Regions from separate parts of the Homo sapiens genome. Here region 1 is linked to region 2. A link is a loop called in an ENCODE intact Hi-C map of the cell type or tissue named here. Cell type or tissue: heart left ventricle. All regions are shown on one strand. Links, peaks and the distances in the headings refer to the core of each region. The heading gives the core; the rest is flanking DNA.

Region 1 (17,255 bases), core at 7,932-10,431, 330 kb after region 2:
AGAAGCAAAAATAGGCCAGATGTGGTGGCTCATGCCTGTTAATCCCTGCACTTTGGGAGGCTGAGGCAGGTGGATCACTTGAGGTCAGGAGTTCGAGACCAGCCTGGCCAACATGGCGAAACCCCGTCTCTACTAAGAATACAAAAATTAGCCAGGCGTGGTGATGGGCGCCTGTAATCCCAGCTACTTGGGAGGCTGAGGCACGAGAATCGCTTGAACCTGGGAGATGGAGGTTGCAGTGAGCCAAGATTGCGTCATTGCACTCCAGCCCGGGCAACAAGAGCAAAACTCTGTCTAAAATAATTAATAATAATAATAATAATAATAATGAAGCAAAAACTAATTATAACAAATTCAGACAGATAATTGCTATAGAGGGAATGAAACAGCTTAATGGAGAGGAGATTAAGGTTTGAAGTACTGGAGAGACAGCTCAGGGAAGTATCTTGAGGTTATGACATTTGAGCTCATAATACAACATTTCCAGCAGCAAAGAAAGACTAAAAAGGACAGTAGCAAATGCCAAGGGGGACAGCAGTTCATTAAGTTTTGGGTATGATGAAGGTGATGACACATTTTTCAGTTAGAAAAGAGCAAGGTCTAGTATCTTAATGGAGTTCTTTTTAGATTGGGGTGGTCATAAAAATGAGATTAAAGGGTCTGTTCTAGTTTCCTGGCTGACTTTCTGATGTGGAGTGTTTACTGCTTCTTTGATTCTGATTTTAGTGTCCTTTCCTCCAGTTCTAGACCATCCAAACTCTATCACTGAAATCTTACAACAGAGAAAGTCTTCTGGATTCAGTAGAAACTTGTTATAATCAGCAGTAATAAATGTGTCCCTGTTTCATCCACACAACAGGGACCATTACACCAAGTCTGGCTCTCTGAGGTCCCTGGAGCTGGGTGACCCCACAAAATGCCTGGCTCTAAGAAAGATAGCCCTACAATCAATATCAGCCCAGGAGGAAATCTATGTCCAGGATAGAATCTGTCCGACTGATGGACAATAGGGGTTTCTTCCAAGAGCAGGATAGCTTTCCCATCTGGAGTATTTGTGAGTCAGATCTGAGGACTAACTGTGCTGTCTGGAACTCTGAAGTTATTATAGTATTACAAGCAGTGGATAACACTTAACTTATCTTCAAAACCTGAAATATTGTGATTATCTCAGTTTAAGAAAATTTTGAGACATTCAGCTTGTGTGCAATGAGAAAATGGTGATAATGTTAACAGAGACAGAGATGATAAAATTAGAGAAGGTTTGTGTGTGTGTGTGTGTGTGTGTGTGTGTGTGTGTGTGTGTGTAGATGCTCATGTAGGTGTGGCCTGTTTGGTGGAGGTTGGGAAAAACGAATATTTGAATTCACATATGTAATCACATTATGGAGGAAAGGAAAAACTATTTATATTTCACAATACTTTCTGTGGTTGGAAAATGATTTAAGCTTCAAAGCTCCTTTAAAAAAAACACAAAAGTCTTTTTTTGGGATACATTATTACATATTGTAGAGGCTCTAAATTGTAAAATCTAAATTGTAAAATTTGTTCTTTAACAAACATTAAGATTCATGTTTCAGCTATGTGCTGTGATTGGTATGGAGACAGAGAGATAAAACACATAGTCCCTTCTAAGAATTCAGAATCTTCAGCTGGGCACAAAATACTAAATCATACATAGCAGGTATGCTTGTAGGTACGATGGTGTTACCAAGAAGAGCTCAAGGGGGAAACTTAAATCAGAATGTGGAAAGAGAAGGCTCGACAAGTGTCAGAAATTGCTTCCAAAGAATGATAGGAACAGAGCCATAAAGGATGAGGTAGATTTGGTCAGTTACAAGAGACGGAAAATGGAATTCAAGGCCAAGAAATTCAAGGAAAGAAGAAAATAAGCTGTCAGTTTATTGAAAGAGTAGGAGGCCCCACTGGGAAATTTTAATCAGTGTCCACTTCCATAAAAGAATTATCAGGTCTCTTGAGTAAGCTGCACTGTCTGATATGGTGCTACTAGCCAGCTGTTGAGTTCTCAAAATGGGGATAATTCAAAATGAAATGCGCTGTAAGTGTAAAATACAGAGTAGATATCAAAGACTTAATAGAAAAAAAAGAATGAAAGTATCAAATACATTTAAATTATTTGTTATATATTAAATGATAATATTTTGAGACATTAGGGTGAATACAATATGGTATAAAATTAATTCACCTGTTTCTTTTTATCTTTTTAAAATGTGGACATTGGAAAATTTAAATTTCTCAATGTGTTTCATGGTATATTTCTATTGTAGAGTGTTGTCCTAGAGGGCCAATCATAACCAACTGGCCAGGTAAGGACACTGGCTAGAAAGAGAAGTCATGTTAGGCCACTAGCAAAGATTAGGAAGTCTAACCATGTTATCCAGGTATAAGGAGTAGATCAGCCTGAGGCAATAGGACCACAGTTGCCAGTGCTGCAGAATTCAGGGGAGGAGCAAAGTCCCTGTGTAGACAAATTTTCCATCTGGGATAGTTTATTCAGTAAATGTGTGTCTTAGTTTGTTTTATGCTGCTGCAACAGAATACCCGAGACTGGGTAATTTATGATAAACAGAAATTTATTAGCTCATAGTTCTGGTGGCTGGAAAATCCAGCATCAAAGTGGTGAGAGTCTTCCTGCTGCATCAAAACATGGCAAAAGGCATCACATGGTGAAAGACCAAGAGAGGGCAAGAGAGAGAGCAAGACGGGGTGAACCCATTCCCGCAATAACAGACTTGCTCCTGTGATAATGGTGTTAGTCCATTTATGAGGGTGGAGCCTTCAAGACCTAAACACCTCATAATGGTCCTACCTCCCAATACCTTCACAATGGCAATTAAGTTGCAACATGAATTTTGAAGGGGGCAAACATTTAAATCACAGCAATGGGATTGATCAATCTCCCATCTGTTTAGATACAATGATATAAATACCTACCTCACACTATACACATAAGAAATTCCACATTGATTAAAGTTCTGCACATGAAGGTTAAATTATGAAAGTACTAGAAGATGGTATAGAGTTTTAGGCATTTTGGCTAGGATTGTAAAGATCACAAAGAAAGAAAATCCAGATGATAGAGGTGTAAGACAAAAGTGGCAAAATATTGGCAATTTTAGTCAAATGAAGTGCATATTTTCCATTTGAAAAACTAAAGGAAAAAATAATTTATGGGTCCTTCCTGAGCTTTAATATTCTTGCAGGAGTTAAATCGATTTGACTCTACCACTAAACAGCTGAGAGTCCTTGGGCAAGTGACAACTACCTGTGGCTTCTGTTTTCACATCTGCGACGTGTGTAAAAACAAAAACCATTAGGTACATGAAAGTTGCTTTACATCAATAATCATCAGAGAAATGCAAATCAAAATCACAGTGAGCTATCACCTCATACCTGGTGTGATGGGTATTATAAAAAAGATAAGAGATAACAAGTGTTGGCGAGGAAGTGCAATAAAAGAAACATTTGTGCACTGTTTTTGATGGGAACATAAATTCATACAGCCATTATGGATAACAATATGGAGGTTCCTTAAAAAATGAAAATTAGAACTACCACACGATCTAGCCCTACTTCTGGGTTTATATGTCAAAGATACAAAATCAGTAGCTCAAAGAGATATATGCATTCCCATGTTTGTTGCAGCACTATTTACAATAGCCAAAACATGGAAACAACCTAACTGTTCACTAATGAGTGAATGAAAAAATAAATTGTGGTGTATATTTGTAATGAAATATTATAAAAAGGAAAGAAATCCTGCCATTGACAACAGCATGGATAAACATGGAAGGCATTATGCTAAGTGACAAGTCAGCCAGAGAAAGACAAATGCTGAGTAATCTTACTTATATGTGGAATCTAAAATGTAGAACTCAAAAAACAGAATGTGGAATGGTGGTTGCCAAGGGGTTGGGAGGTGGAAGAAATGGGAAGATGTTAGTTTAAGGGTACAAATCTTCAGTTACAAGAAGAATAAGTTCTGGAGATACAATTTACCACACGGTAACTAACTATAGTTAACGATACTCTATTGTATACTCGAAATTTGCTAAGGGGAGATCTTAATTGTTCTCACCATAAAACAAAACCAAAATGCTAATTATGTGATTATTGTGGTAACTTACTTGATTGTGTCAATCATTTCTCAGTAAATATGTATATCAAATCATCATATTGTATAACTTAAGCTCATATGATTATCTTTGTCCCTGATACCTCAATAAAGCTGGAAAATAATAAAAAACACAACTTACTTTACATTGTTTTTATAAGAATCAATGAAGTAATAAATGTAAGTGTGACTCAAAAATTAAAAGGGGATGTCTGCTTTGGAAAATGTCTATTCATGTTCTTTGTCCACTTTTTTCATGAAATTATTTGTGGTTTTTTTTGTTGTTTAAGTGTTTGAGTTTCTTGTACATTCTGAATGTTAGTCCCCTGTCAGATGCATAGTTTGCAAATATTTTCTCCCATTCTTCAGGTTGTCTGTTCACTCTGTTAATTATTTCTTTTGCTGTGAAGAAGCTTTTTAGTTTAATTAAGTCCCATTCATCTATTTTTGTTTTCATTGCATACTTTTGAAGTATTTGTCATGAATTCTTTGCCTTGACCAGTGTTCAGAAGAGTTTTCCCTAGGGTTTCTTCCAGTATTTTTATTGTTTCAGGTCTTACATTGCAGTCTTTAATACATCTCGAGTTGATTTTTGTATATGGTGAGAGATGGGGTCCAGTTTCATTCGTCTGCATATAGCAATCCAATTTTCCCAGCATCATTTATTGAAGAGGATATCCTTTCCCCAATGTATGTTCGTGTTGACTTAGTCAAAGAACAGCTGGCTATAAATAATATGGCTTTATTTCCGGGTTCTCTCTTCTTTTTCAATGATCTATTTATCTATATTTATACCACTACCACACTGTTTTGGTAGCCCTGTGATGTGTTCCTTGATTCTGTATTTTTACAAAACATTATTGTATAAAATGCTTCAGGCAAGGTAAACTGAGGTCAATTACATGGAAGTTCATTTTCTGAGAGCATTTGCTCACTTTTGAAAGTTTATTACGAAAACATTACTTGACATATGTATATTTACACATATGTATATCACATACTTTAAAAATAGCAAAATTAAAATTCAAATCTCAAAATTTTAGTACAACAAATAGATCAATACAAGTATATACAGAAATTTGAAAAGCTGTTACTGTTTAGGAATGCTTATATTTGGGCAAAAGAAAAGGGGAAAAGAAAGAAAAAGTTTTGTCTCCACCATGTATCAGGGTCATTGCTACACTACTTATATTGCCTGTGTATTTTCTGTAGGCCTCTTAATAAAATTTTAAATAAAAGTAATTATTTTTATTCCCATTTGGCAGTTGCAGAAACTGAGGTTCATCTAAGTTGAGGACATTTTCCATGGTCATATAATTAGGAAAAGACTCAGTCAGGAAATTAACCAATCTGTTTTCCAGGGAAAGCTATTTCTACTACAGAGCCTCTGGAACATGGAGGACATTGTACTGATTATCAATTTGTGGCCCCTCAGCATCTAATTCATCCTTCAGTATATTCTCTGTGCTGATAGATGGGATTCCTTTAAGTATTTCTCCTTCACTGTGAGCATGGCTTCAAGTTTTCTCAGGAGAGGATGCAGCAGGGACATTGCAGGAGGAAACAGAGCTCCTGCATTTTTGGGTGTGGCACAGAAGGGCAGTAGAAGGTATCAGCAGTGTGGGTTAAGGATATCCAATGAAGCTCCACCTCAGTTTTGGGTCCAGGATATGCTGGAAATTATTATTCAGTAGAAAGCACCGATGTACAGCATAAACATCAGAGTGGTCCAATTATTATGGATATCCAATTGTTAATTCGGTTCTTAAACACAAACAAACCTGTGTTTAAGAACAGAATTTAACAACTGGACATCAACAACAAAGTTGTGAACCAAGGAATTCCCCTCACTTTAAATGGAAAAATCAAAAGTTTATTCTATAAATTTTAAATGACACATATTACATAACTGACCTGTCAGACGTTTAACAAAAATTTTTTTTTCAAGCAAGAGAAGGTCATAGACTGCCTAGAAAAGGGGGGAATGGTCAAACTTTTCTTCAGAGAGAAGGAGAGGGTTTCAAGAAGTTGAGGTAGCACGTGGAAATACCCAATTCTTTGTCCAAAAACCATGATTTAGTAATTTTTAGTGACTATGATAAGAAAAGAACACCAAGGTATTAGGAAAGAATAAGAAGAAATGATGATGATGATGGTATTAAGAGCAGTGAGAACTCCTTATTAAATAGATAATTCTCAAGACCTTACAAGAACAGAAAGATAAACATACATTTATAGGTCAAACATATTTTGGTGATGTGTTATGTCATGGCTATGAAATGAAACTATGGAAAACAAAATTATGGTTGTATAAGCTTGTGTGTTTAGAACTTGTATATTTGTTTTCTTTTCAGGCATAAAAATATTCCTAGGGAAGTCATAAGCAAATTATGAATTCCAAAGAAAGTAGATGTACACAGAATGAGCTCATTTTAGGCAGATGATTATAAAATGAGCAAATAGAGCCCATGTGAGGATGACCCATGCATCCCTGGAAGTATATAAAGGTCTTAGAAGAGTAGAGGACAGTCACACTTCAGAAATATCCTCCTACACCTCAACTGAAATCTAACCTCCTGAAATCATGTGTTGCAACTACTACAGAAACTGCTGTGGGGGCTGTGGATATGGCTCTGGCTGGAGTTCCGGCTGTGGATATGGTTGTGGCTATGGCTGTGGATACGGCTCTGGCTGTAGATATGGCTCTGGCTATGGAACTGGCTGTGGCTATGGCTGTGGATACGGCTCTGGCTGTGGATATGGCTGTGGATACAGCTCTAGCTGCTGTGGCTACCGACCACTTTGCTACAGAAGATGCTATTCCTCTTGCTACTAATCATCACTACAGGTCATCCTTGGCTTTGCAATGACCTCTCCAAGATCAAGTTCAATTGAAATCTCCCCTACCCATTATCTTCACATCTAAGTAAAGGTTGACTATGGTCACCTGACTATCTGAATGCATATAAGAGAAGCTGTTGGCAGTGGATGGAGACTGAGTAGTTTCATCACATCGCTGAAGAGAGGAGATTTTATTCTGATTAATTTTCTAGTGTAATTTTCTAATGTAAGCTCTTACATCTTTTTCTGAATCTTTGTGCCATGACTATTTGCTGAAACACAAGAGGACTATATAATTGGAGCATACTAAAATGGAAAAAAAATAGAATTTTCTTAATAAAAGGCCTTACTCACTAAGAAGTCTGGTCTCCTTAATGTCTCCTTAATTTGAGGTTTTGTGGCTTCCTCAAAAGCTGTGTGACCACAACTTTAAATAAGACAACGTTATTTTATTGGTTGAATCCAAATACTTGTGTTTTACATATTTCTTAATTCCTTGTATGTTAACTCTTTACATTTTTATTTAAACATGAACACAAATATTAAGCTCAAAATTTTAAAATATGCATGAAAAAAGAATTAGAATAGAACCAAGAATGAGACAGGGGATCTACTCATGAGGTTAATGCACTAGTTCAGCAATGACTATCTTGTTTGAGCTTAAGTCAAGGTAATTAAGAGGCAACAATATTAATTTAATGTTAATAGCTTTTGAAATATGTAAAACAAGAAATCTTAGACTAAGCAGATAAGTCTCCTACAAGTGCTCAAGATGGTGAGAAAGGATCAGGGCTCTTTTATGTTCCCACTCCCCACCCTTTCTGTGTGACTTTCATACTCATGGTTTTAAAGTGGTTGCTGTGTATGACCAACATTCTGCACAAGTAAGGACAAATGATGAAGAGCATCAGGTCTTTTAAAACTTTGTCCTCTTATTTGGGAAGGGACACTCTTCCTGGAAGAATTTTGACTGCCCTTGTTTGTACACATGTGTACTGTGACCACTCTTAGCTAAAGGTGTGTAAAGAACAAAAAGGTGTTCAGGGGTTCTGCTAGTCAGCAATCATGTGTGCCCAAAGTATGTAGGTCTTTGGGATCAAGAGGAAAGGACAAAAGACTGAGGAAGCAAAACCTCAGGTAAATGGCCATATGTTCCTACAGCAATTTGAGTTTGGGAAGGGGTACAATTTATGACTTCACTCATTTTTTTCCTTCAAGTGTAGAGGTTTGAGCTTAATATACTGTCCTATTTATATCATATTACTGTTTGTCCACACATAGCTCTTTTCCCTTTTTCTATTTTTTTTTGTCTAACAGAGTAATTTATTTATTCTCTTACATTTATCTTTTATTTCCATTCTCACACTCATCTCTCATTCATAAACACCTTGTTATTTATTATTTTATATGCAATACCCCTTTTCATCTTGTCAGTATCCCCCAAAAGTTGGCCATTCTACTATATATTTTCAACCTATTTAAATTGTATTATTATATATATTTTTTAAAACCCCTTTTCTTTCAGCACAATTGCAGTGAATGATTCATTTATGCTACTACGTGTACATTTAGACTATTATTTCTCATTGCCATATGATACTTCACGTGGCTAATACACAAGATTTTGCCTTTTGCTATCTCGGTGATGCACACATAATCACACCCAGCTCTTCTTCAGCACAACATTGCTGCAATGAACACGTGACCCTTATGGGCTTCTATGAAAGTCAATCCCAAAATCTGTCCTCACATATGTAACAATATTTGTTTACTCTAACATGCTAATGTTGCTTGTTTGCACAGTGACAAAGATATCATCTTGCTGTTTTAATTTATGTATCTCTTATTATTAATGGGTGTGAACAATTTTCTTTCCATATGTGTTATCCTTAATGTTTTCTCTTCCACATCCTTTGCTCATTTTCTAAACAGAAGTGTCTGTCTCTTTCTTATTGATTTGTAGGCATTTATTGTATAATCCTAATAAAATTCCCTTGTTATTTTTGACACTGGAAAAATCTCACAAACTGTCATTTGTTTATTTTTGTTAATAGTGTGCATAATTGCACCACATTGCAAACTGTAATTTCTGACTTTTTAGTTATTTAAAAGATGATACATATTATCTTTATTTCATTGATATTCTACATCTGTCAATTGAAAATTTTTACATTTCACTCTTTGATCATTAATCCACCTGGAGTCCACCTCTATATATGGTGGTCCAGTTTCATTTTTCATTATATTAAGCTAGATTCTCCAGCACCACCTACTAAACAGCTCACCATTTGTAACTGATTGGTGGTGACCATCGTTAGTCTATGATTTTATCACATATACAAGAGTTGGTCTCTGGACTTTGTACTATGCTTGATTTATGTTTATATTTCTTAGCATTTTTAAAAGGTTTTGCAGGGAAGGTATATGTGTGATACAGAATTAGGTTTATTCTGGTTTGTTTTTTCACTGAAGACAACTAGGTCCAATGGATAGAATTTAAAGACAGGAAGACTTAAAAAAATAAGACACTTTTCAAATGGCTAACACAGTATGAAGATGGAATAAGTTGTCTTGTTAGCATCCCTATCCTGAAGTTATTGAATAATTTGTATCTCCACCCCCTAGAAAATTCTGAGTAATTCTGCACTCTGAACGTGGACCTAATTAAATTATCCACATCATTCACTTCTACTTTGAAATTCTGTGATTGTATATGTAAAGGATCATTGAATGTTAGTTGTAGGCAAGCTGGATAAGAATGATATGGCCTATAATGCCAAGAAATAATACTCAATTTTATTATAGAGTTAGGAAGAAGAATGTAAGGTTTCACATGAGTTTTGAGGCTAACCTACTGTTAGATCAAGTTTTAAATGATTTCTGGGAGTCCATGCAGAAAATGGTTTCCAAAGCAGGAGAAAGAAAGACAACAGATTAGTAATACCCTTGCAGAAGCGCTCATTAGAGTGGTAAGATATTACTGCAATAATGTGTGGGATCTATTTCAGTTATTGAAGGGATCCCAGGAAGTACTCACTGTGGAATGCATATATCAGTAGAAAAACGTTATCTAATTACAATGGAAGACAGCAGAGAGGAGGAAAGAAAAGATCTACAAAACACCCAGAAAACAAGAAAATGCTCATATATATATTCATATATATATTCATATATATATTCATATATACATTCATATATATATTCATATATACATTCATACATACGTTCATATATATATTCATACATACGTTCATATATATATATTCATATATACGTTCATATATATATGTTCATATATATGTTCGTATATATGTTCGTATATATGTTCGTATATATTCGTATATATATACGTATATATTCGTATATATACGTATATATATTCGTGTATATATACGTATATATATACGTATATATATTCGTATATATATTCGTATATATATTCGTATATATATTCATATATATATATTCGTATATATATTCATATATATATATATCCGTATATATATAAACAAAGACCCAACTAAATGTTGCCTACAAGAAACTCACGTTGCTTTTAAGGACACATATAGATTGAAAGAACAAGGATGGAAAAAGGTATTCCATGCAAATTGAAACAAAAAAAGACCATATACATATATCAAATAAATTAGACTTTGAATTAAAAAAAACTGTAAAACAAGGAAAAGAAAGTCAGTATATAATGGTAAATGGATTAACTCATCAAGAAGACATAACAATTATAAACACATATGTACCCAATGTCAAACACCTAAAAATGTAAAGCAAATATTAATATAGTTGAAGAGACATTTACAATGTAATATTACTATTATTTTATTATTGTATTTTATTATACTATTATTATTATTATTCTTTCATCAATGAACAGATTATTCAGATAGAAAATAGGTAAGTAACCATTAGATCTGAACTATACTTTAGAGCAAATGGACCTAATAGGCGTATATAGGACATTTCATCCAACAGCAGCAGAATACAATTCTGCTCAAAACACAGAAAACATGCTTCAAAAGAAGTCTTAACATATTTAAGTTTTCTTTTGTTGTTTTGAAATGTGTTTCAAAACAGGTCTTAATATATTTAGGAAGACTGTGATTATATTAAGTATCTTTTCCAACCACAATGGTTTGAATCAACAAATCAATAATGGAAGGAATTTTGGAAAATGTGCAGATATATGAAAACTAAACAACATCATCATAAACAACAAATGAGTCAAGAATAAAAAGAAAGGAAAACTAAAGATATCTTGAAACAAACGAAAATAAAAGCATAACATACCAAAACGTTGGGATGCAGCAAAGGCAGATCTAAGAGGACATATGCAGATATGGCTCTGCCTGGGGTTCTGTCTGTGGATATGATTGTGGTTCTGGATATGGTTGTGGATATGGCTCTGGCTATGGTTATGGATATGGCTATGGCTGTGGCTATGGCTATGGATATGGCTCTGGCTGTGGCTATGGCTATGGATATGGCTCTGGCTCTGGCTATGGCTATGGCTCTGGCTATGGCTATGGCTATGGCTCTGGCTCTGGCTCTGGATATGGCTCTGGCTATCAATACGGCTCTGGATATGGATCTGGCTGTGGCTATGGCTATGGATATGGCTCTGGCTCTGGCTATGGCTGTGGATATGGCTCTGGCTATGGCTGTGGATATGGCTCTGGCTCTGGCTATGGCTGTGGATATGGCTCTGGCTGTCAATACGGCTCTGGATATGGATCTGACTGTGGCTATGGTTATGGATATGGCTCTGGCTCTGGCTATGGCTGTGGATATGGCTCTGGCTCTGGCTATGGCTGTGGATATGGAACTGGCTGTGGCTATGGTTGTGGATATGGCTCTGGCTCTGGCTATGGTTGTGGATATGGCTCTGGCTCTGGCTATGGCTGTGGATATGGAACTGGCTGTGGCTATGGTTGTGGATATGGCTCTGGCTGTAGATATGGCTCCGGCTGTCAATATGGCTCTGGATATGGAACTGGCTGTGGCTATGGCTGTGGATATGGCTCTGCCTCTGGCTATGGCTGTGGATATGGCTCTGGATATGGATTCGGCTCTCCCTACGGCTGTAAATACAGCTCTGGCTGCTGGGGCTGTCGACCATTTTGCTACAGAAGATGCTATTCCTCTTGCTGCTAATCATCACCACAGATGATCCTTGCCTTAATGATGACCTCTCCAAGATCAAGTCCAGTTGAAATCTCCCCTACCCATTATCTTCACATCTAAGTAAAGATTAACTATGGTCCACTAACTATCTGAATGAACATACAAGAAGCTGTTTGCAGTGGATGGAGACTGAGTAGTTCCATCACATCACTGAAGACAGAAGATTTTATTCTGATTAATTTTCCATTGTAAATTTTTACATCATCTTCTCTGTCTTTGTATTGTGGATTTCTGAAAAAGCACAGGAGGGCCACGTAATTGGTGCATACTACAAGGGAATAAAAATGGAAGTTTCTTAATAAAAAGCCTTGTTCAGTAGGAAAACTGGTCTCATGTCAGAATCAGCATTAGTTTCAGGGTTTGTGGCTTCCTTACAAGATGGGTGATGGCAACTTAAAATAAGATAATATTTTATTGGTTGAATCCAAATATTGGCTGTTTTACGTATTTTCTAAATTCTTTGTATGTTAATTATTTACATTCATATCTAAACACAAACACAAACATCACACTAAAATATTATAATATGCATGACCAAAGGACTAAAATAAGGAGATTAGTGAGAAAAGGAATCTACTTACGAGGTTAATGCACTAGTCCTGAAATGACTGGCTGTCCTGGGCTTAAGTCACGGGAATTAAGAGGCAACATTATTAATTTAATGTTAATAGCTTTCAAAATACATAAAACAAGAAATATTGCACCAAGCAGATAAGACTACTACAAATGCTCAAGGAAGTCAGAAAACATCAGGACCCTTTTGTCTTCCCACTCCCCACTCCTGCTGTGTGACTTTCATACTCATGGTTTCAAAGTGGTTGCTGTGTATGACCAACATCCTGCACGACTAAGGATAAATGATGAACATCAGGCCTTTTAAAACTTTTTTCCTTCATTGTGGGGAAGGTGAACACTTCCTGGAAGACTTTTGACTGCCCTGTTTGGACACATGTGTTCTGCGGCCACTCTTATCTGAAGATGGGTGTAATGAAAAAAAAAAGGGGGTTGTGGACTGGGGTTGTGCTAGTCAGCCAAGAATGTGTGCCCAAATTTTATAGGTCTTGGGGATCAAGAGGAAAGGACAAAAGGCTGAGCAAGCAAAATCTTAGGTAAATTAATATATGTCCTTACATCAATTTTAGTTAGGGCAGGTGCACAACTGATGTCTTCACTAATTTTTTTCTTGAAATGTAGAGGATTAATATACTCCCCTATTCATATAATGTTATTGTTTGAACACGCATGGATCTTTATGTGTTTTAATATTTTGCTAACATAATAATTTATTTATTCTCTTTTATTTCTTTTTGGTTTCCACCTTCATCTCTCATTTATAGCCATATTGCAATTTATCTCATATGCAACCATCCTTATTCATGTTTTCAAAGTCCCAAGAAAGTCGGTCATTTTATTAAATATTTTAAATCTATGTAAATGGTGTTATTTTATATCCTCTGAAGACCTTTTCTCTCTCAGTGCTATTTGTGTTGAAAGTCTCATTTATGCTATTATGTGTAGATTTAAACTATCATTTCTAATTGTTGGTTGGTACTCCATGTGGTTAATACACAAGATTTTGTCCATTCAGTATCTCAGGGATGCACACTTAAATCACACCCAGCCTCTTCAGCACAGCACTGGTGCAATGAACATGTCCTCCATGGGCTTCTATGAGAATCAATCCAAAATGTAAATTGCTGAGACAAATGATGTGTTTATATTTTATTTTAGTAAGTACCATCAGGTTAGTCTCCAGGATGTCTGCATCAGTCCAAACTGCCAAATTGCAGCTTATATGTCCTCAAACATGTGCCAATATTGTTTTATATCACCTTTTAATGTTTTTTTGAGAAGTAAAAAGTTATCTTGCTGTTTTAATTTGCATATCTCTGATTACTAACGGGTTTGAACATTTTCATTTCTTCCAGTATGTGTTAACCTTTGTGGTTTCTCTTCCATATCCTTTGCCCATTTTTCCATTGAGATTTCTGTCTTTTTCTTACTGATTTGTAGGACTTCATTGTATATTCTTGATAAATTTCCTTGTCATTTTTAGACACTGCAAATATCGCCAAAACTATCATTTATTTTTGCTCATATCGTGCATAATTGAACAAACATTTTAAATCTATGATTTGTTATTTTTTGAGAAGATCTACCTTATTTTTATGTCAAAGATATGCTACATTTTCTTTTATTATTTTTAAAGTTTTACACTTCACACTCAGATCATTAGTCCAGCTGGAGCCTACCTTTATATGCGGTGCTCCAGTTTCCCTTTTCACTGAATTAAGCCAGCTTCTTTAACACCACCTACTAAACCCTTTGTCATTGGTTGGTGTTGCCACCTCTATTCTCCGTTATTGCTTGTAAATGAGTTTATCTCTGTACTCTGTTTCATGCTTGTTTTATGTTTAAGTTGTTTGGCATTTTTCAAAGACTTCTTGTGTGTATGTGTGAGACAGAAAATTAGGTTTATTCTGCTTTGTGTTTCCACTGAAGACCACAAGATTCAATGGGTAGAATTTAAAGACAAATAAATTTTACAAGATAAATTGTTTTTTCTGCAAAATATCATGTTTATGAAAAAAATGCAAGGATTAGCCAGGCATGATGGTGCACACCTGTAGTCCCAGCTATTCAGGAGGCTGAGGTGGGTGGGTCACTTGAGCTTGGGAGGTTGAGGTTGCAGTGAGCCATGATCGCACGACTGCACGCCAGCCTGGGCAACAGAGTGAGATCCTGTCTCAAAAAAAAAAAAAAAAAAAAAAAGCAAAAAACAAAGAAACTTGTTCTTAAAGGCTAGAATAGTGTGAAATTGGAATAGGCTGTCTTGTAAACATTTCTATCCTGAAGTTGTTGAAGAATTTGCATCTTCAGTTAGAAAAGTCTGAGTAAATATGTGCATTCAAAACTTGGGCTTAATTAATTCATTCACATTATTCACTTCTACTTTGTAATTTAGTGATTCTATAATAAAAATAATTGAAGGTTGGGTCAGGGCAACATGAATAAGAATAATGTGACCCAAAAAGAAAAAATTATGCTCGATTCTATTGCAGAGTTAGGAAGGAGTATATCACGTTCAAAGTGAGCTTTGAAGCATCTACCTACTGTTAGAGTCAGTATTTCTGGATTTCTGGGATCTGTACAGAAAATGCAACTCAAAGCAGGGAAAAGAGGAACAAGATTAGTAAAGCCATTGCAGAGGAACTCATAAATGTGTTCATGGATTAATGCTATAATGAATATGGTCTGTTTCAGTTCTTGAAGGGATATAGCAACCTACTCACACTAGGATGCAGAGAGATTAGGAGATATAATATGGTAATAGTTCAGTTGCCCTGGGAAACAGTCATCTCATTCTGGTAACTCTTCAAGGACAGTTGAGGTGATGATCATTTGCCAGGATTATGTCCTCAATGGCATATTTCTTTGCTACTTATTTCTTTTCTTACTTTGGTTTAGTAACACAATTGCTCCCTAAAACTCAGTTTTCTTACATATAACATGGGATAAAATATCTTCTCAAAGTTTTTGGGAGGTTCACATTTCATAGTATTTCCAAAGGCAATTTGCATAATGTGAATTTTTGTAAGATCTCTTCATTATAATGAATTTCTTTGCTCTATGGGAGGCTGCAAAGGGAAAGCAGTAATCAGGGTTTTAAGAGACTAATTAATACATTTATGCACAGGGCTCTCTAAGACATATTCCCTGTAATTAGTGATAGATGTTCTATAATTAACGTTTATATTTTCTTAAATCTCCAGATGTAACATCTAAAATTATGAATATAAGCAAAATAGTCATACTCTCCAACATGATCTCTTTTCCTACGATACTAATCTTTTCAGTGATATCAAAATTTGAAATAAGGATCTGAATTGTTTTCCATTTAAAATAATAAAATGTTTTCCAACCAAATGTTTTCAAGTAGCAGATACACACTTTCCATAATTGTGGAATTGAATATATGTTATGATTACAGGTCCAGTGAATTGATGCAGTGGTCTCAGCAATAATTTATCGTATAAAATGCTTTCATCACATTGCAGTTAGTTTAACATTAAGATATTTTTCTCAGGATTTGTATTTGTTTTCTTCATTAACGTTCAATTAATAGAAATTGAACAAATGATTGGGGTACATATTATCACACACATTTTTAGTTGATGCTCAATTAGTTGAAGAACGTTTCTTATGTTTGTTCAGTTTATAAATGGTGGAGCCAGGATTCTGACACAGGTCTCTCTAATTTCAAAAGATTTTCCACTTTATAAACATTTGCAGGCTGGGAGTGGTGGCTCACACCTGTAATCCCAGCACTTTGGGAGGCAAAGGCAGGTGGATCACCTGATATCAGGAGTTCGAGACCAGCCTGACCAACATGATGAAACCCTGTCTCTACTGAAAATACAAAAATTAGCCAGGCATGGTGGCGGGTGCCTGTAATCCCAGCTGCCTGAGAGGCTGAGGTGGAAGATTGCTTGAACCTGGGAGGTGGAGGTTGCAGTGAGCCAACATGGCGCCATTGCACTCCAGCCTGGGCAACAAAAGCGAAACTCCGTTCCTACCCCCGCCAAAAAAAATCGTAAATTAGTCTGAGAGTGAGAAATGTAATGTAGTTTTTAAAGATGCAAAGACTAGTGGCTATCAGAAACTTGATTACAGACAAGCTATAGAAAGTTGCCTGGGATCCATAGTGAGAAGCTGGGATAGCACTTCAGTCACTATATTTCGTAGGGGAAGTAACCATACTTAATGGGACTAAAAAGAACCTAAAAAGTTTTATAGTAATGAAAAATGCTATGAAAAATCATAACATATTTAAGTTTAGTTTTGAATTAAAATTTTCTATAAAGACATTAAATCCTGAAAGTAGAACAACCAATTTAGGAAAACTAATTTTTGCAATCTTGGCATGAGGCAAGGGAAATGAATTTTCATTGGGAAATAATTGTAACTAAAATGAAAGAAGGGCTCCAAAATAGAAAAAAACAAAAAACAAAACAGTATTCCTTAAATATTTGCAATATTCTAATTGTGGCAAATGCTGACAAGCAAGGATTTGAAAATAAGTCTG
Region 2 (17,255 bases), core at 9,010-11,509:
TGAATCTTTTTAGAAAAGAAACATTTCAGTGCTTTCACCAATGTTTCTGATCTTTGCTTTCCCGTATCTCCATCTGTGTTACTTTAAAAAGCATCTAGCCAGGGCTTTTAACTGGGAAAGTTAATGAGCAAAAGCAAATTTTATCAATTAGAAAAAATATTTTTTAAAAGGAACTTTGTAGCCCGACAGATGAGGGGATCAAGGTGCATGTGTGTTGGGGGCAAGAAAGGTGTGTTACAAACACTATCTTCTTTATTCTAAATTACCTTGTGGAGGCGGGGGGGTGGGGGGGGAAGAATTATTTAATTTAAGGATGAGATGATTTAGAGCTCCAAAAAAATATTCATCTGCAGAAATGCCTCATCACACAATTTGGTTAGTGAGACCTTCAGTGGACTTGGTATTTGTGTCTTGGACACTACCTTTTTTTAAAGGGCCCGAAAGATCTTTAGGGAGTTAGGAGGCAGATGAGCTTTCCTGTTTCTAATTGATATTACTGCTGCTTTTCCTTCTCATGCAGGCTATTCAAACTAACAAGAGGAGGTTGGTAGGGGCCCTCCTACTAAATTGGTTTCAACTACATTTTTCGCTGCGTGTGTGACCTTGAACTAGTCCCTGAATCTGTTGAGGGTTCAGCTGTCCAGATTACACAATGAGATGTGGAATGATGTGATCTGCGACGTTTTTTTGAATGCCAGCTTAGGATTCTCCCTGTCTTTATTGTCTTAGAAGCACCACGTTCAGATTCTGATTCACTATTCCAAGCAACTGTCTCACCTGACAGTAAAAGTAGACAGAATATCAGTTAATACAATATTGTCTTTTCTTTTCTTTTGGTTCTGAAAAGACCTTTGACACAAATCATAGCCATTAGTTGAACAGGAATGGGGAAAAAAGGCAAGTAAATAAAATGATAGAAGACTTTGGAGGGCCTGACTTCCTGGGTTCAAGTCCTGGCTTTGCTACCTCTACCAGTAAGTGGGCAAGCTTTTAAAATTCTTTGTCCTTCCATTTTCTCATCTCGAAAAATAGGATACAAATATCACCAACCTCATGGGTGGGATTGTTGTAAAGACAGATATCACCATATTAATTATTACAGGCTGGGCGCAGTGGCTCACACCTGTAATCCCAGCACTTTGGGAGGCTGAGGCGGGCGGATCACAAGGTCAGGAGATCGAGACCATCCTGGCTAACATGGTGAAACCCCGTCTCTACTAAAAATACAATAAATTAGCTGGGCGTGGTGGCATGTGCCTGTAGTCCTAGCTACTTGGACGGTGAGGCAGGAGAATCTCTTGAACCATGGAGGCAGAGGTTGCAGTGAGCTGAGATCGTGCCACTGCACTCCAGCATGGGCAACAGAGCGAGAGACTGTCTCCAAAAAAAAAAAATTTATTATATAATTATTTCTGCCAACTTATAATTATGCCTTTTATTTATTTATTTATTTTTGGAGATAGGGATCATAGTTCACTGCAACTTTGAACTCCCAGGCTCAAGTGATCCTCCTGCCTTCACCTCCTGAGTAGCTGGGACTACAGGCATATGCCTATTTTTTTTTTATTTTAGTAGAGATTGAATCTTGCTGTGTTGCCCAGGCTGGTCTCAAACTTTTGGGCCCAAGTGATCCTCCCACGTTGGCCTCCCAAAGTGCTGGGATTACAGGCATGACCCCCACCCCGTGCCTGGCCTATGCTTTTTGGAAGATTAGCATCTTCCATTTTTCACTGTGACTCATTAACCAATGTCAGAAACTACTTTTTGTGAAAAACACTATCGTGGGCCCATTTTCCTGCCTTTGTAGTATATATTTACAAACGAGTTGGAAAGATAAGCCTGCCATAAGTAAAATTGAGAGGTGAAGCTGGCTGGGCCTCTGGGTCGGGTGGGGACTTGGAGAACTTTTCTGTCTAGCTAAAGGATTGTAAACACCAGTGGGCACTCTGTGTCTAGCTAAAGGTTTGTAAACGCACCAATCAGCACTCTGTAAAAACGCACCAATAAGTGCTTTATGTCTAGCTAAAGGTTTGTAAATGCACCAATCAGCACTCTGTAAAAACAGACCGATCAGCGCTCTGTAAAATGGACCAATCAGCAGGATGTGGGTGGGGCCAAATAAGGGAATAAAAGCTGGCTATCCTAGCCAGCGGCTGCAACCCACTCGGGTTCCCTTCCACCTTGTGGAAGCTTTGCATTTTCGCTCTTGTCAGTAAGTCTTGCTGCTGCTCACTCTTTGGGTCTTTGGGTCAGCACTACTTTTAAGAGCTGTAACACTCACCGTGAGGGTCTGCAGCTTCACTCCTGAAGTCAGCGAGAGGATGAACCCACTGGGAGGAAGAAACTCGGGACACATCTGAACATCTGAAGGAACAAACTCCGGATGCACCATCTTTAAGAACTGTAACACTCACCGCGAGGGTCTGCAGCTTCATTCTTGAAGTCAGCGAGACAACCCACTGGAAGGAACCAATTTGGGACACAAAATGTAAGTGGATAGCCTGAGAGGGGACTGTTGGGGGAAGGTGCTTCCGAGGTAATAGATCTCCACTGGTGGCTGTTTTGCCGACGCTCCTTCAGGGAACAGGGACTGTGCAGCCCGTTCAAAAGACATGAGCAAACCATTCACCTGGTGTTATAGGCTGAAAACCACTCAACAAGATGGGCTTGAAACCTTCATGTGGGCTCCATTCAAAGGGCGGTCTGAGGGCCAACAGCATGGGCGTTTGGCATTCCTGGGAGCTTGTTGGAAATGCAGCATCTTGGTTACCACCCCACACCTGCTAGATCAGAATCTGTATTAGAACGAGATCCCTAGATACTTGGGGAGATTTCTAGGCAATTGCTGAGCACATTAAAGTTGAGAAATGCAGCCAGACCTATGTTCTATTGTTCTTTTTTTCTTTTCTTTTTTTTTTTTTTGAGACAGAGTCTCACTGTGTCGCCCAGGCTGGAGTGCAGTGGTGCGATCTCCCCTCACTGCAACCACTGTCTCCCGGGTTCAAGTGATTCTCGTGCGTCAGTCTCCGAAGTAGCTGGGACTACAGGCATGCCACCACCCCCAGCTTTTTTGTGTGTGTGTGTTTTTAGTAGAGACGAGGTTTCACCATGTTGGTCAGGCTAGTCTCGAACTCCTGACCTCAGGTGAGCTATCCGCCTTGGCCTCCCAAAGTGCTGGGATTACAGGTGTGAGCCACTGCTCCCGGCCGGTCTATTCCTTTAAGTTTTGATTTTACCTATTGAAGTAGATTGTCAGTAATGATAAATGACATGGAGCAGAAACTGACAAAAATTACCTTGAGGATTTCACTGAAGACACAGAGACCACAATTACAATAGTCGTCAGCCAGATTCTCCAGTTTTTAACCTGTGAATTCACGAGAGAAATTTGCATTTCTATGAAGTCAAAGCAACTCATCATTTTTCCCCTTGCCCTATCTTCCACTATTATTATAGGGGTAAGGAAAATTATTCCGCATTTCTGTGTGAAATGAAAAGGGAAAAAATTTTTGAATATCTTAATGCAATATTCAAAATGGTAAATTTTGTGCCGTATACTTTAAATTAATTGCCTTTCAATCTCACAGTTCTGTTTTTCTTTTAACTTGTTTTGATTTTGAAAGTAATACATACCTATTTTAGAAAAGCTATGTGTATAGAAGATGACAAAGAAAAATGAAAACCGTCATCCAAAAATAACCACTTTTGATATTTTGTTTATAGATTTCTAGGAGGTTTTTTCCCTAAAAAATTGAAATAGATTGAATACATTTCTTTACAGACTGCCTTTTCTCCCATATTACTATTATTGCTTATATTTTCTATGCTGTGAATATTCCACACCACAGAGGTTCTCAAATATGAGTGAGTCTCAGAATTGCAGATTGCTGGCTCTACCCCGAGAGTGTCTGTTTTAGGAGTTTTGGGGTAAGACCTGGGAAGTTGCATTTCCACAAGTTCCAGGAGACCACACTTTGAGAACCACTGCTGTATAGCAGTCTCATTAAACTTGGAATCTGTGTTTTTCTCTCAGGCTTTTTTTTTGTTGCCCAGGCTGGAGTTCAGTGGTGCGATCTCCGCTCACTGCAAGCTCCGCCTCCCGGGTTCACGCCATTCTCCTGCCTCAGCCTCCTGAGTAGCTGGGACTACAGGCTCCTGCCACCACGCCCAGCTAATTTTTTGTATTTTTAGTAGAGACAGATTTCACCATGTTAGCTAGGATGGTCTCGATCTCCCGACCTTGTGATCTGCCCACCTTGGCCTCCCGAAGTGCTGGGATTACAGGCATGAGTCACCGCGCCTGGCCTCTCTCAGGCTTTTAAGGTGATTTTGATGGTCCATCAGGTCTGAGAACTATGATTGAAGCATCATAGAACCGATCTGATGATGCAGTGGCAGGAGGAGAGAGGCATGTGTAGGCTCTAATCAGGCTGCCCTTCTAAAGATGATTTGTTTTTAGAAAATGCACAGGTAAAGGGGGCCTTGGCCATTTTGGTTTAGTCTCATGAAGGGTGTTTTAAACGGTTGCAAACTTTGTACACCTTCAACTGCAAAACATTGTTTTACCACAACTGTGTTGGCTTAAAATGAAGGGAAATTGATTAATGATCATGGACTGTTATTATTGTTGCAAGAAAAGAAACAAGTGGGACAGATTTTATAAAAGCAAGCAAGAGCCAAAAAGCCAGGGGAATACTGTAGAATTGAGTAGTCCTTGGTGAAAATTCACTTCCTATGCTTATCTTCCTGTATTGTCTGATACGTATCTTTTCAGCTTCTTCTATCATGCCAAGAAAACACTAACACATTTCATAAACTCTATGGGACAGGAGTCCAGGCATGGCTTAGCTGGATCCTCTGTAAAACCGCAATCAAGGTGTTGACCAGGACTATGGTCTCATCTAAGGCTCAACGGGGGAAGGATTTGCTTCCAAGGATGCATGATTATTGGCAGAATTCAGTTCCTGGCAGGCTGTTGAATTGTGGGCTTCAGTTTCTTACTATCAGCCAAGGGCCACTGACACGTGCCCACTCCATAGACAGTTCACAACATGGCAACTTGCTTCTTCAAAGCCACCAAAGGAGACACAGTCTCCTAGCAAGGTGGGCATCACAGTCTTCTCTTACGTAATCGTGCATACATAGTCATGTTGGTCATTTTCTCTTGAACTGAGCAACTTATTTTACTTTCCAGAGCTTTGATTTCTTCATTTACACAGGGAAGGAAATAATGCCTTCCATAAAGGAGCTGGGTCATCAGCATCAAATAAGATGACGTGTAAGTGGCAGCTGGTGCAGTAAAGGGTACCTGGATTATTCCCTCCTTTTTCCCAGCCCACCTCTCTCTACCCTGGCTGTCCACCCCTGTACACACACATACTCCCAATGCCCAGTGCCCTGCAGTTTTCATTGCTGCCCTCACTCACATTCAAGTCTGCTCTTAGGAAGCCTTGCATTTGGGGGCAGGGGGTGATGGAAGAGTAAAATGGAAGGCTGGTGAGAAGTCATTGGAAATGTAGGTGAAAGGGATGATTGTGGGGTGATTTCACAGTTAATGGTGAATTCCTGCTTGATGTTACACAGTTTTTTTTTTTTTTTCAGTCCATCTCTAATGGTGGAATAAAAGGCTCTCTTGCTCCAGTTTCAGATGTAGTGGGAGCTGGGGTGGGGAGGAGGTAGTTGGGGACATAGGGCTTTCTCAGCTCTGGAATCATGCAATAGACTTATTTCTTTCTTCATCTACCACAGTAGTCAGCCAAGTCAAAAAAGAAAAGCCTACCCAGGCCTTTGTTTAGTGACTTGGGAGATAGTGGAGGGGATGCAAAGCTTCATTGTTCTTATTGAGGCAAAGGAAGTATTCCTTAGATTCATTGTTACATCATGATTGCATGGGTCTTGTTTTTAGAGTCACTAGCTCTTTGGCCTAGAACAAACCACTCAACTTTACTGAGCCTCAGTTTCCTCATCTGCAGCAGGCCAGGGTACCATTCTGTCCTTGCCTATCATTAGAAGGCTGGAGGTAGAGAAAATTAAATGAGAAAATAGATGAGAAAGCATTTTGGCTATGAGCGATGGCTCAGGCCTGTCATCCCAGCACTTTGGGAGGCTGAGGTGGGAGGATTGCTTGAGCCCAGGAATTCGAGACCAGCTTTGGCAACATAGTGAGACCCCATTTTTATTGAAAAATAAAAATAAATGTAAAAAGAAAGCACTTCATAAGCTATAAAGTGCCATACATATCACAAACATTGAGTATCTTTGCTAACAGCTTGGACGGATTCTGGCTCCAGATAAGAGGAATGTAACTTGACCATTGTTTCCAGCAGGACATGAAGCAATGTCTTTACCTAGTTAACGTCATGTTTGGTACGTTCTGCTCCTCTTTTCCCATGTCAACAAAGCTATTACTTTGTGCACCATTTCCCTGAAGGCTGGAGGATTGGCTAGAGATGCTGATAGGAGGCAAGATTGAATTACCAACTTTGAACTGAAAAGATGGGTGACTCAAAGCCACAGTAGCCAGGACTGGGTGGGGAGATATCATAGAAAACTGAACCACAGATAAAATTCATGTTTTGATTTGTTCTTTCACTTTCTCTTGGACTAACTTTAAAACCAAAAACCGATGAGAGTCATCACTCAAATAGATACTGGCTTTCAGGCTGTTCTCACAGAAAACCTCAGGCATTGCTTATGTTCTTGGGGTCTGCGTTGCTTTGTGTCCTGAATCAAGTCAGTTGCAAGTGAAAAAAAGGTCAATAAACTCAAATTAATAAAGCAAGGACATATTATCTCACTTAACTGAAAAGCTCGGGGGTTCCAGGGGTGTTTTGGGGTGTTGCCTTGATGTCTCTGTTTTCAGTTCTGCTCTTTTCTGTGCTGATTCTGATCTCAGCCTGATGTCCCTCTGTGGTCTCAAGGTAGCTCCCGACAGCTCCCACTAATCCCCAGTCCTCTCTTCCCACCAATTTCAACAAGAATCCCATACTGAGTCTTCTGCTGGCACTGAAGGGTTATTATCTGCAGAGCGACATGCAAATAAAACTTTTCAGAAGATGATGGTATTGGCGGTAGTGTTGTTAATGTGTATAGGCCTGTGTATATGGCACGGCAGGCAGTGGAAGAAGAAATGATTAACAATGGTTTAAGTTGTCTGCTTAAAACCAGGTGTATTTGTCTTCTGTGGTTTCTGTCACAAATTATCACAAATTATGTAGCTTAAAACAGAAACTTATTCTCTCAGAGTTCTGGAGGCCAGGAGTCTGAAATGGGGTTGTTGTCAGGGTCAGGGCTATACTCCTTCTAGAGGCTCCAGAAGATATTCCATCCATTGCCCCTCTGGCTTCTGGTTGCTGTCGGCATTCTTGGGTGTGTGGTTGCATCTCTCCAATCTCCACCTCCATGGTTACATTGCTTCCTCCTATTCTCTGTGTCTTCCCCTCTTCTGTCTCAAATTTCCCTTTGCCCTTTGTTTATAAGGACACTTGTCATTGAAGTTAGGGCCCACCTAATTATCCAGGATCATCTTATCTCAAGATTCTTAATCACAACTGCAAACATACTTCTCCCCAATAAATTAACATTTAAAGGTTTTGGGAATTAGGATGGGAACGTATCTTTTTCATTTTTATTCATTTTTTTGAGACACGGTTTCCCTCTGTCACCCAAGCTGGAGTGCAGTGGTGTGACCATAGCTCAGTGTAGGCTCGAACTTTTGGGCTCAAGAGATCCTCCTGCCTCAGCCTCCCTAGCAGCTAGTACTATAAGCATGCAGCATCACATTCAGCTAGTTTTTTTTTTTTTTTTGTAGAGATGGGGTCTTGCTGTGTTGCCCAGGTTGGTCTTGAATTCCTGGGCTCAAATGATCCTCTCACGTTGGCTTCCTAAAATGCTGGGACTACTGGCATGAGCCACCACACGTGACCCTATTTTTGGGGACCACCATTCCACCTATTATACTATAACAGGATATGTATAAATGTTCTCCTGAAATTCTCTCTAGGTCTTGAATATTTTTCTCTGGTTGCTTAAGCTCTAATTTAAGTCATGTTTTCAGAGCCAATTTCTCCAGCAGACCTGTAAAAGATCTAAACTCTACTTTGAATTCTCAAATGGAGGTGAGGGGCAAGACTTGAAGGAAGTGAGAGGAACTGATTTGGAACTGTGATTGCTGAGGAGGGGAAGAAGGGCATGAGGGCAGGTGGGGAGCAGACTCCAGAGAGTGCAGTTTACTGGCTCCTAAGAGAGGCTGTTGCTTGAGACCATTCCTCACAGACCCTGCCTCGCCCATAGGCTGACAGTAAGAAACCACGTGTGATAACCTTTTCAGAGTCTCCAGGGAAATTTAGCTTTCTGTAACAGCACAAAGCTCATACAAACCCATCTCCTATAAGTGTTTGCATATAGGGTTGCATATTTCATTTATAATAAATTAGATTTTTTCTCATCCCAGGTAGGAAATCATTTCCTAAGAGTTGCTAATCTTACCGAATGAAAGATAATTCATGAGCTTCATGTTTATCTGGTGAATATAATAACATATTGCAAAGAAACAGGTCTTCTGCATTTCATTTTCATGCAGCCACTAGTTTTGGGCCCAACTGTGCTCTGCTCATGGCTGTGATCACCGTAGCTGCTTCTCCCAGCACCCGGTGGTCTGTGATAATTAGCAAGTGCACCTGGAAAGTTCTAGAACTGCTTGGAAATGGAAGTGCCAAGTGATATGATTCTGCGACTACAAAGGATATGTGAGGATTAAGGCAGGGCTGGTCCTGAGCCCTCATGCACTCTGTCTTTGGGAGAGTCACAGCGAGTTGAAAGTTTCACACTAGTCTATAGCCTTTGGGTGAGCCAGGTCTCATGGTGAGAGCTTTGCACAATCAGTGCAGAAGGACAAATAGGGAATGTAGTTCCCCTCAGTTGCACTGGGCCACCTGTGATATGCTCGTGGAAGAGCCCCGGGGTTGTCTTCACCCTTCCTGCCATCTTGTCAACTTTCAAGTTTTCAGGGTCACCAGGGCCTCTGTCTTCTACATGGAAGACAGAAGTCTGATTATCTTTCCATTGGTCTCTGCCTTCGTTCTTCATGCCACCAGCAGGATTATCTTCTGAAACTTTATACACAAGTCATTCCTCAGTAGATAACCCTTCCCTGCTTGCCTCATTGTCACCAAATAATGTTCCAACTCGACAGCCCAGCTCTGAAGACCCTCCTGGGTCTGGGGGTTATCTACCCCTTAAAAATATATTTTTCTTTTCTCCTTAATGAGCCGTCAACTCTTCCACATCTTTAGCTCTTTTTGCTACTTTGAATGACCTCCACTAAACTGTATTGTCAGCTTCCTTATTAGTTGAATGGGAATGACATCCTTAACTCTCCCAGACAGAGCGGTTGATTAAATGGACTATTTAATGGAAAGTTTCTAGGACAGCACCTGATGCACTTATGTGATTACAGCGTGATTACGCAACCTCCATCTTTGGGAATTACTTATTACAAGCTCTCCCTCATAGCTTAGCTTGAGAGCTGCTGCTTCTCTGATGCTGTCGTTGTCCCCTCAGCTTTGGGAGATTTTTTTCCCACTGAAATTCAAAGCACTTCATCGCCATGGCATAATTTGGTGTTATGTACAAGTTACTGTGTGCTTGGGTTTGGTATCGGGTCCAATTTTATGTGCCTCTCAGTGCCCCATGTTACATCTTTTCTTTCCCATAAGTCTTGAACCATAACTTCCTCTGTGGCAAGGGCTCTCTGGGCAGCTGTGCCCCTGGCTCACTTCCTACACATCACAGAGCTCACTGTGACTATGCAATGTGGCTGTTGTGACCTCCACTGTGCTCATGGATGTAGAACCACAGCATATCCAGCACTAAAGTGATAGAGTCTTGGTCCTGTGGCCAAGAAGAAGCAAGATGGAAGCCCAGCTAGTTTCCCTGGGGATGAATTGTCTTAACTAAGTTCCTGGGGCCTTGAATGTAGTAGCTAAAGACAGACCAGGGGGGTTTGAGGTCCCATGCTTCCATCAAGGTCTGTCCTGCAAAGGCATCCCTAGAGACAGTGGATCAGTTGAGTTTGAACTTGGAGTTAGCTAAGACCAGGCTCACAGGGCTCTGGCCTTCCTACTCCTTTAGAACTGAGATAAAGACTGTGTTCAGGGAGTGATGTCTGGTTTCCCAATGGCTTCCCAGAGCGACCAGGTAACACAACTTATATGAACTTGGACTGATGAGAATGGGAGACAAGAACAAGCCTACAGATCAATTGCTCTCCTTCCCTCCCCATGTGGTTCTAGTTTCCGGGTAGCATCTGGAGGCTGTCCATGTGATAGGCACGATATACTTGATTTTGAAGATGTGCCCAGCTGGGAGAGGATACCCTTCTATTTGCTATGTTTTGCCACTCTACTGTCCTTTCCTCCACTCCAGATTCCAGTGTGTTGCACTCCTCAGGAAAACCGGATGCAAGCGTTGCCTAAGTTTTTGCTTCCTAAGGAAGCATGCCCTGAAAATTTTTATCTACCATCTCTCTTTTTCCTCCTCTCCTCCCTTTCCTTTCCCTCTCATTTCCTCTTCTCCTCTGGTCTTCTCTGTTTTTCTTTCTTCTCCTCTGTTACTTATTTTGTTCAAAAACCAAATCATAGAAATTTGATTTTTCTAGGGAAGGCTCCCACATTGCTTCACTCTGAGGCTAAAGCCCTAAGGAATCATGGGGGCAGTAGCCTTCTGAGTGGGATTCAGGATGCTGAGCTTGATAAAATATTCTTTTTCATTTTTAGAGACAGAGTGTTCCTCTGTGGCCCAGGCTGGAGTGCAGTGGCATGATCATAGCTCACTGCAGCCTCAAACTCCTGGGCTCAAGCAGTCCTCCTGCCTCAGCCTCCCAAATATCTGGGATTACAGATGCTGGAGCTTGACAAAATAAACGTGGGTACACCCCAATTTTAAGTGATCCTCTGGTTTTAACTTCGTTTCCTTTATAAAAGAGGTTCCCATAACCACCTATCACATATAAAAATTATTTGATTAATACATTTCAGTTGGCGATGAACTTTGTAGTTGCAGCCGCAGTGTAAGAAGTCAAGGGAGAGGCTGGCCACAGAGGAGAAGACATGTACCCGCTCTCCCCTGGAAGGTGGGGGTAGTGGCATCTTTCCTTTGCTCTGTTTTTATCTCTCTGATGGGAGCAATGTGAAAAATTCTAAAAATCCTCTATCAGCACTGGGGAGCTTCACAAATGTCTGACATTGCCACATAGTCATTTGTGTGTTTGTGTGTGTGTGTGTGTGTGTGTGTGTGTGTGTTTGTGGTGGGGGAGTGGTGGTAGGTAGAACAATGGCCCCCAAATGTCCACATCCTAATTCCTGAAATCTGCAAATATGTTACCTAACATGGCAAAAGGGAGTTTGCAGATGAGATTAAGTTAAGGGTCTTGAGATGGGAAGCTTTATTGGATTACTGTGGTTGCCTGTAATCACAATTGTCCTTATTAAGAGGGAGGCAAAAGTGTCTGAGTCACAGAGAGAGATTTGAAGATGCTACCCTGCTGGCTTTGAAGATGGAGGGAGGGGCTATGAGCCAATGAATGCAGGCCACCTTTAGGAGTTGAGAAAGGCCAGGAACCAGATTCTCCCCTCCAGCCTTCAGAATGAACTTAGCCCTACACCTAGACACCTAGCCCTCCTGACACCTAGATTTTAGTCCAGTTAGACTTTAGACTTACAGAACTATAGGACAATAATTCTGTGTCAGTTTAAGCCACTAAGTTTGTGGTAATTTGTTGCAGTAGCAATAGAAAACTAATATGGGGGGTGTTGAAATACAACTTTTGAGTTACTTGTAGTTAATTAGTTAAGTATAGTTATTTGTTGATCTCCTCTGTGGCGGGCACAAAGGTGATTCTTTCCCCTTGGAGCCTGCAGTCTGGGAAGCAATTATTCTAGCGAGTTCTACTGTGCATAGCTGTATTAAATTGCCTGTTTTACTTGTTGGGCAGGATATTTTGGTTAGGATATTTCTTTTTCTCCATGTGATTTTTTTTTTTCACTAAGAAGTCATTTCTAATTTAAACCATTGAGCACTTTACATTTATTATGTGGAAGGCATGATAAATGGTTGCTAGGGAGATAATTCTCTTCAAGGGGTTTCCAATCTATTAGTAAAATTAGAAAGAGTTTAAAATAGACAACTAACTCTACAAGGTGGTGTATGATTTTTAATAGGATGGGATTCGGCCAGAAGCAGAACCCAGGACTCCCTGAATCTCCCTTCAGCTTCCAGCCTCTATCCTAGATAGATGCCATGTACAGAACCCTGCAGGTGTAAGGAATTCTTTATTACCTATGGACCTAGTTTCTCTGGAGACTCCAACCCTGCTGCTAGTCTGAATCATGCCCAGCTTCAAGGGCTCTCTGTATCCCTGTAAATTTAGACTTAGACTAGAGGTAGATCAAGGTTACACCAAATGCTGATCTTGACCTGATAAATTTTACTTATAGCCTACGCCACACACAAGAGAAGAAAATCCTTTTAAATCTTTTTAAAAACAGACTATTCACCTCATTTTTATTCCTCCAGCTAAACATCTTCTTCCTGTGCCCTGTCAGCTCTGTGCCCTAATTGTACCTCTGTTCTTCAAAATATCCCCGGACCATCTGGCAGGGTCCAAGGATATTTTTTATAGATTGTCTAAACAGGAGGAGAGAAGCCTTGGGATTTGCCTCGAGGTCAGAGTGTGTGACCAGCTATGCTAAGTGCCTCAAGAGACTCTTGCAATTTCAGGGGATTCATGGGTCCCAGGAGAGGGATGTACCATGAGGTCAGTGGGTCACAGAACCTTTCATGGAGGGAATGACATGTGCCTCAAAGGACATGGACGATTTAATTGAACAGAGGGGAGGGAGCGTTTTCCAGGTAGGGGCCTGGGATAAAGTGGAAAGTAGGAATCTGTAGTGTTTAGGGTCCAGAACCTATTTAGAACTGACTTCATGCTTGCAATTCTAGTTATCTGATTTGAGTCTTTCTCAAAATATGACTGGTATTTATTTATAGGATAGTGCTGTAGCCAACGTTCTTGGAGTGAAAGTGATTGTATTGAGAAATCTGGGAAACTCGGCAGGGATATATATTCTTAATCCTTTTTAATTAGAAGCCCCTGAGGAGACACAGCTGTCTGAGCCCTCTATTCACCTGCAGATTAAATGAGACAGGTATTAATTGACAATTTCTCTTGTCCTTGGTTAAGAAGCCTATCTCATAGAAGAACATAATGAAACATCTGCAAGATGGTATGCATTGCAGTAGTTTACTCTGATTACGCTGTGAGTGTGTACAGAGAAAAAGAAGCACCACAAGGTAATGTAGACGGGCCTCAATCCCAGGAATTTATTATTTGAGCAATCTGTAGTAAAACTTGCTCCTAATAGTGAGAGTAGATGGTACCTTTTTAAAAACAATTTGCAAATTTTTCTTTTTTGCACATTTTGAATTAAACCCCAATAAATTTGTCTGCACTGGGTATGGAAGAGCATGGAATGGCTGAGCATAAGTTGTCATGGTCTTAGGTACAATGTTCAGTAACTGGTTCATTAAAAATTGACACAGAGTCCTTGAGTGGGAAATTCCATGAATTGTGGAGAGTCTTGGAAGACACTGTTTACACAGGATGACTTATTGTACATCTTTTCTTAGCATATGTGGAATTCCACGATTAGTGTCTCACTCTTCTGTGTCTGCCACATTTTCTACTTTTTTGTTTGTTTGTTTTTGTTTAAGACAGGGTTTCACTCTGTAATCTAGGCTGGAGTGCAGTGGGGGGATCTTGGCTCACTGCAACCTGCGCCTTCTGGGTTCAAGCGATTATGGTGCCTCAGCTTCCCGAGTAGCTTGGACTACAGGTGTGTGCCACCACATCCGGCTAATTTTTGTATTTTTTTTCGGTAGAGACAGGGTTTTACCATGTTGCCTAGGCTGGTCTCAAACTTCTGATCTCAAGTGATCCACCCACGTTGGCCTCCCAAAGTTCTGAAATTACAGGCATGAGCCACTGCACCCGGCCACATTTTCTAGTTTTCTTGTGCTTCCTACTGAAATAAAATCTCTTTTGGTGATGCAGCTTTAGCTATTATCATGCATTATCATCTCAGAAGGGATTAGCTGACCACGGCAAATTGATAATGAAAGTGCACATCCTGTAAACACAGGTGGAAGGAGACACAAGCATCCAGGAAAGAGAGACCCAGGGAGCCCAGTGTCACAATTTGTCCCAGGCAGTGACTTGTAAATGTCTAACTGGGGCTCTACGTATCCTATCAATGGTTGGATGGTCAGCTCAGGCACTTTGGTTGCTGGCAACAGAAGCTACCTCTAGCTAATAACAGGGAGAGAAAAATAAAGGAATGTAATGGGAGGATATGGGATAGCACACAGAACCAAAGAAAAAGATAAATAAATAAGCAATAAGTGGGACAAGCATGTGGGCAGAGTGAGGAGAATAATGGACAGTGTCTGTGAGCATCACTTTTGGGATAAATCTGCTACAAATGTTTTCTGTCTTTGAAGTTTGCTGCACGATATTTGAATCCTTGTTGGGGACAGGGAGAATCCGACCTAGTTTATTGCCCCTGAATCAGGAAAGGGGAGGCATCCTAAATGACAACTCCATCAACACCACCAGCGAGGAGGAGGGTGATTTTCCACAGGAGGGCAAGATGTTGCCCCCAAATCAAGTGAGATGGGCTTTGGGCTCCTCATAACAATAGATGTCATCTCCAGGTAGCTAGAAGTTTTCTAATGCTTTCTAAGTGGGAGAAACAAATTTTTTTTCTATGCACTTTCAATATAAACATCAAAGCTTCCAAACAATTTTTGTCAAGACTTAAACATAGGGGCACTTGTAAACAGGGTAAGAAAAACTAAAGAAGAGGGAACAATTGGTAGAGGCTGCAGATGAATCTGAAGTCCCGTTTAGAGATTCATGACTTTATTTTCATTCTGAAATATTAAAGGTAAGTGATATACAACGATCTCAGAATTTCTAAGAGGAATTTATGTAAGATTGTACATAAAGTCAATAGAATATGGTACAGAAAATCTGGACTTTAGGAGGGGTTTATAAACTCAGATTTTTTTGTTTTTGCAATTCTTTCCTTCATAATATGGAAATAACCAAATCTCTTAGGGTTGTTTAAGATACCTGAAGCTCTTGGTATATATTAAGACTTAATAAATGCTAGCTTGCTTCTCTCCCACTGTGTGTTTATGTATATGTTCCTCTTTATGTATGAATCATATATACTAACGTAGTTTTCCTTTCCCTGTAATGAGCTGAAAACAAATGATCTTCTCCTCAATTCTATTTTTCTTCTTTGTAGCTGATGTTGGTAACAGGAGTATATAGCCAACAAGCTCGTCCCTATCCTGAGGTTCATATTACAAGATACAATCATTTTTCCCTTGGCGGTAGATGAGGCAATTTATATCTCTGGTTGTCTTAAGCATCTCCTACAGCAAATCAGCTATAGTTTAAAGTCAAAATGAAATCCTCCGTGGATTTGAATCATAGCTAGAAGCAAGACCATCAAGTTAGGAGTGCTTGATTGAGCAAAGTGGAAAAAACAAAAAAAGCTTACAACACCTAAATTACAACGAATGGTAGTAATATGTCATCCATGGCAACTTCAGTATTCTCAAATTTTTTTTATTTGCTCAACCAATTCCACATATTGAAATGGCTTGATGGGGTGAGTCTTCCTAATTTTTATTTTAAATGGGGCTGAAAGTAGAAACTGTTATAGAAATAAACAAGAAGCTGTTTAAGGAGACAACCAGAGGGAGAAGGCAGCAAATAATCTTGGAAGATATAGGAGAAAGAGCAAGTCATCTTGCAAAATATGGTAAGAAAAATCTACCATCCCCGCCCCAGCCCAAGGGAGAGAGTAAGCCAGGGTACCCAGAACATGGAAAAGGAGCTTCAAAGTCAACCAGAACAAAATTGGAATTCCAGCCTTGCCACTTTCTAGTTGCTGATCAACTTTAGAAACATGTCTTAGCCTCTTTGATTTTCATTGTTCTTATCTGTAGGATAAGGCTAAAAAATATCTCCATTTGCAGGACTCCTGTGAGGATGAATTGAGAATGTAAAGCACTTTGGAGTGGTTGGAACATACAAAACATTTGACAAATGATGTAGTGTTATTGTCTTAATATATTTAATACAATATATATTCTAAGATATATTGAAATATGCATGCATTAAGATTTGACCTGAAAAATGGGGAATTATGCTTTATTATGTGAAAGTTAATAATCTTACAATAATTATGAATAGTAATCATATTCTTTTTTTTTTTTTTTTGAGACAGAGTTTCACTCTTGTTGCCCAGGCTGGAGAGCAATGGCACGATCTCGGCTCACCGCAACCTCCGCCTCCCGAGTAGCTGGGATTACAGGGATGCGCCACCATGCTTGGCTAATTTTGTATTTTTAATAGAGATGGGGTTTCTCCGTGTTGGTCAGGCTGGTCTTGAACTCCTGACCTCAGGTGATCCACCTGACTGGGACTTCCAAAGTGCTGGGATTACAGGCGTGAGCCACTGTGCCCGACCCATACTAATTCTTACATAAAAATGCTGAAACTTGAGGGTGATACAGCATAAGAAAAAACATAGGTTTGGGGTCAGAAAGTTTTCAGTTTCTTCTGATTGGTGGCTGAGATGTTTGGATAAGTCACTATAACTTGCTGAATTTCAGTGTCTTTATCCATAGAGAGGGGATAATAACACTTACTTTTTAGAGTTTTGGGAGGATTATAAAACAACTAATGAATATTGCCTGGCATATGGTAAACAAAAGACACCTGTTCTCTTCCCTTTTTGGTATTATTCTGAGACTACTATATAATCCTACTATATCTCATAGTCACCTTAGAATACAGACAGAATATAGAGTCTCAAAATCTCACAGATAGCATATAATATATTGGAATCATCAAATATAAATATAAAATTGAACCTGGTGAATATTCAAACTCTGCTAACTGATGCATCAGGGCTTCTGATGTGTCAGAAGTAAGTAAGTAAGTTGCTAGGTAATTTCTGTAGTACTAGGCCTTTACTACCTTAGAACAGAGAGGCCATTCCTTTGAGGCAGTTTTAATTGTCAGAAAGTTCTTAATATTGAACTGAAATCTCCTCCTGGCAATTTCCCTTCAGTGGTTATAGTTCTAGATGCTGATCATATTCACATCACAGCCCTTTGTG

The links. Hi-C counts contacts between places; a loop is a spot of excess contacts. Peaks named below come from ENCODE experiments on the same cell type or tissue, not always from the same donor. Only the 100,000 strongest peaks of a DNase experiment are listed, where the experiment ranks them.
Region 1: it touches region 2 in a loop (2.1-fold over the local background); 2 of 110 quality-filtered maps call a loop at or near these places.

What each region holds. Positions count from the first base shown.
Region 1 is chr21:30,736,664-30,753,918 of GRCh38, reverse strand. It overlaps KRTAP21-2 (keratin associated protein 21-2), which reads left to right and starts at 6,660. Exons shown (of 1, transcript NM_181617.3): 1 at 6,660-7,125. The coding sequence starts at 6,717. The coding sequence ends at 6,968. It also overlaps the pseudogene KRTAP21-4P. RefSeq lists enhancers at 11,196-11,696, 11,697-12,197. In heart left ventricle, for the core only: no CTCF peak of the experiment used is centred there; no DNase peak of the experiment used is centred there.
Region 2 is chr21:31,068,272-31,085,526 of GRCh38, reverse strand. No RefSeq gene overlaps it. Among named protein-coding and RNA genes, the nearest start is that of KRTAP19-8, 38 kb to the right of the region's middle. In heart left ventricle, for the core only: no CTCF peak of the experiment used is centred there; no DNase peak of the experiment used is centred there.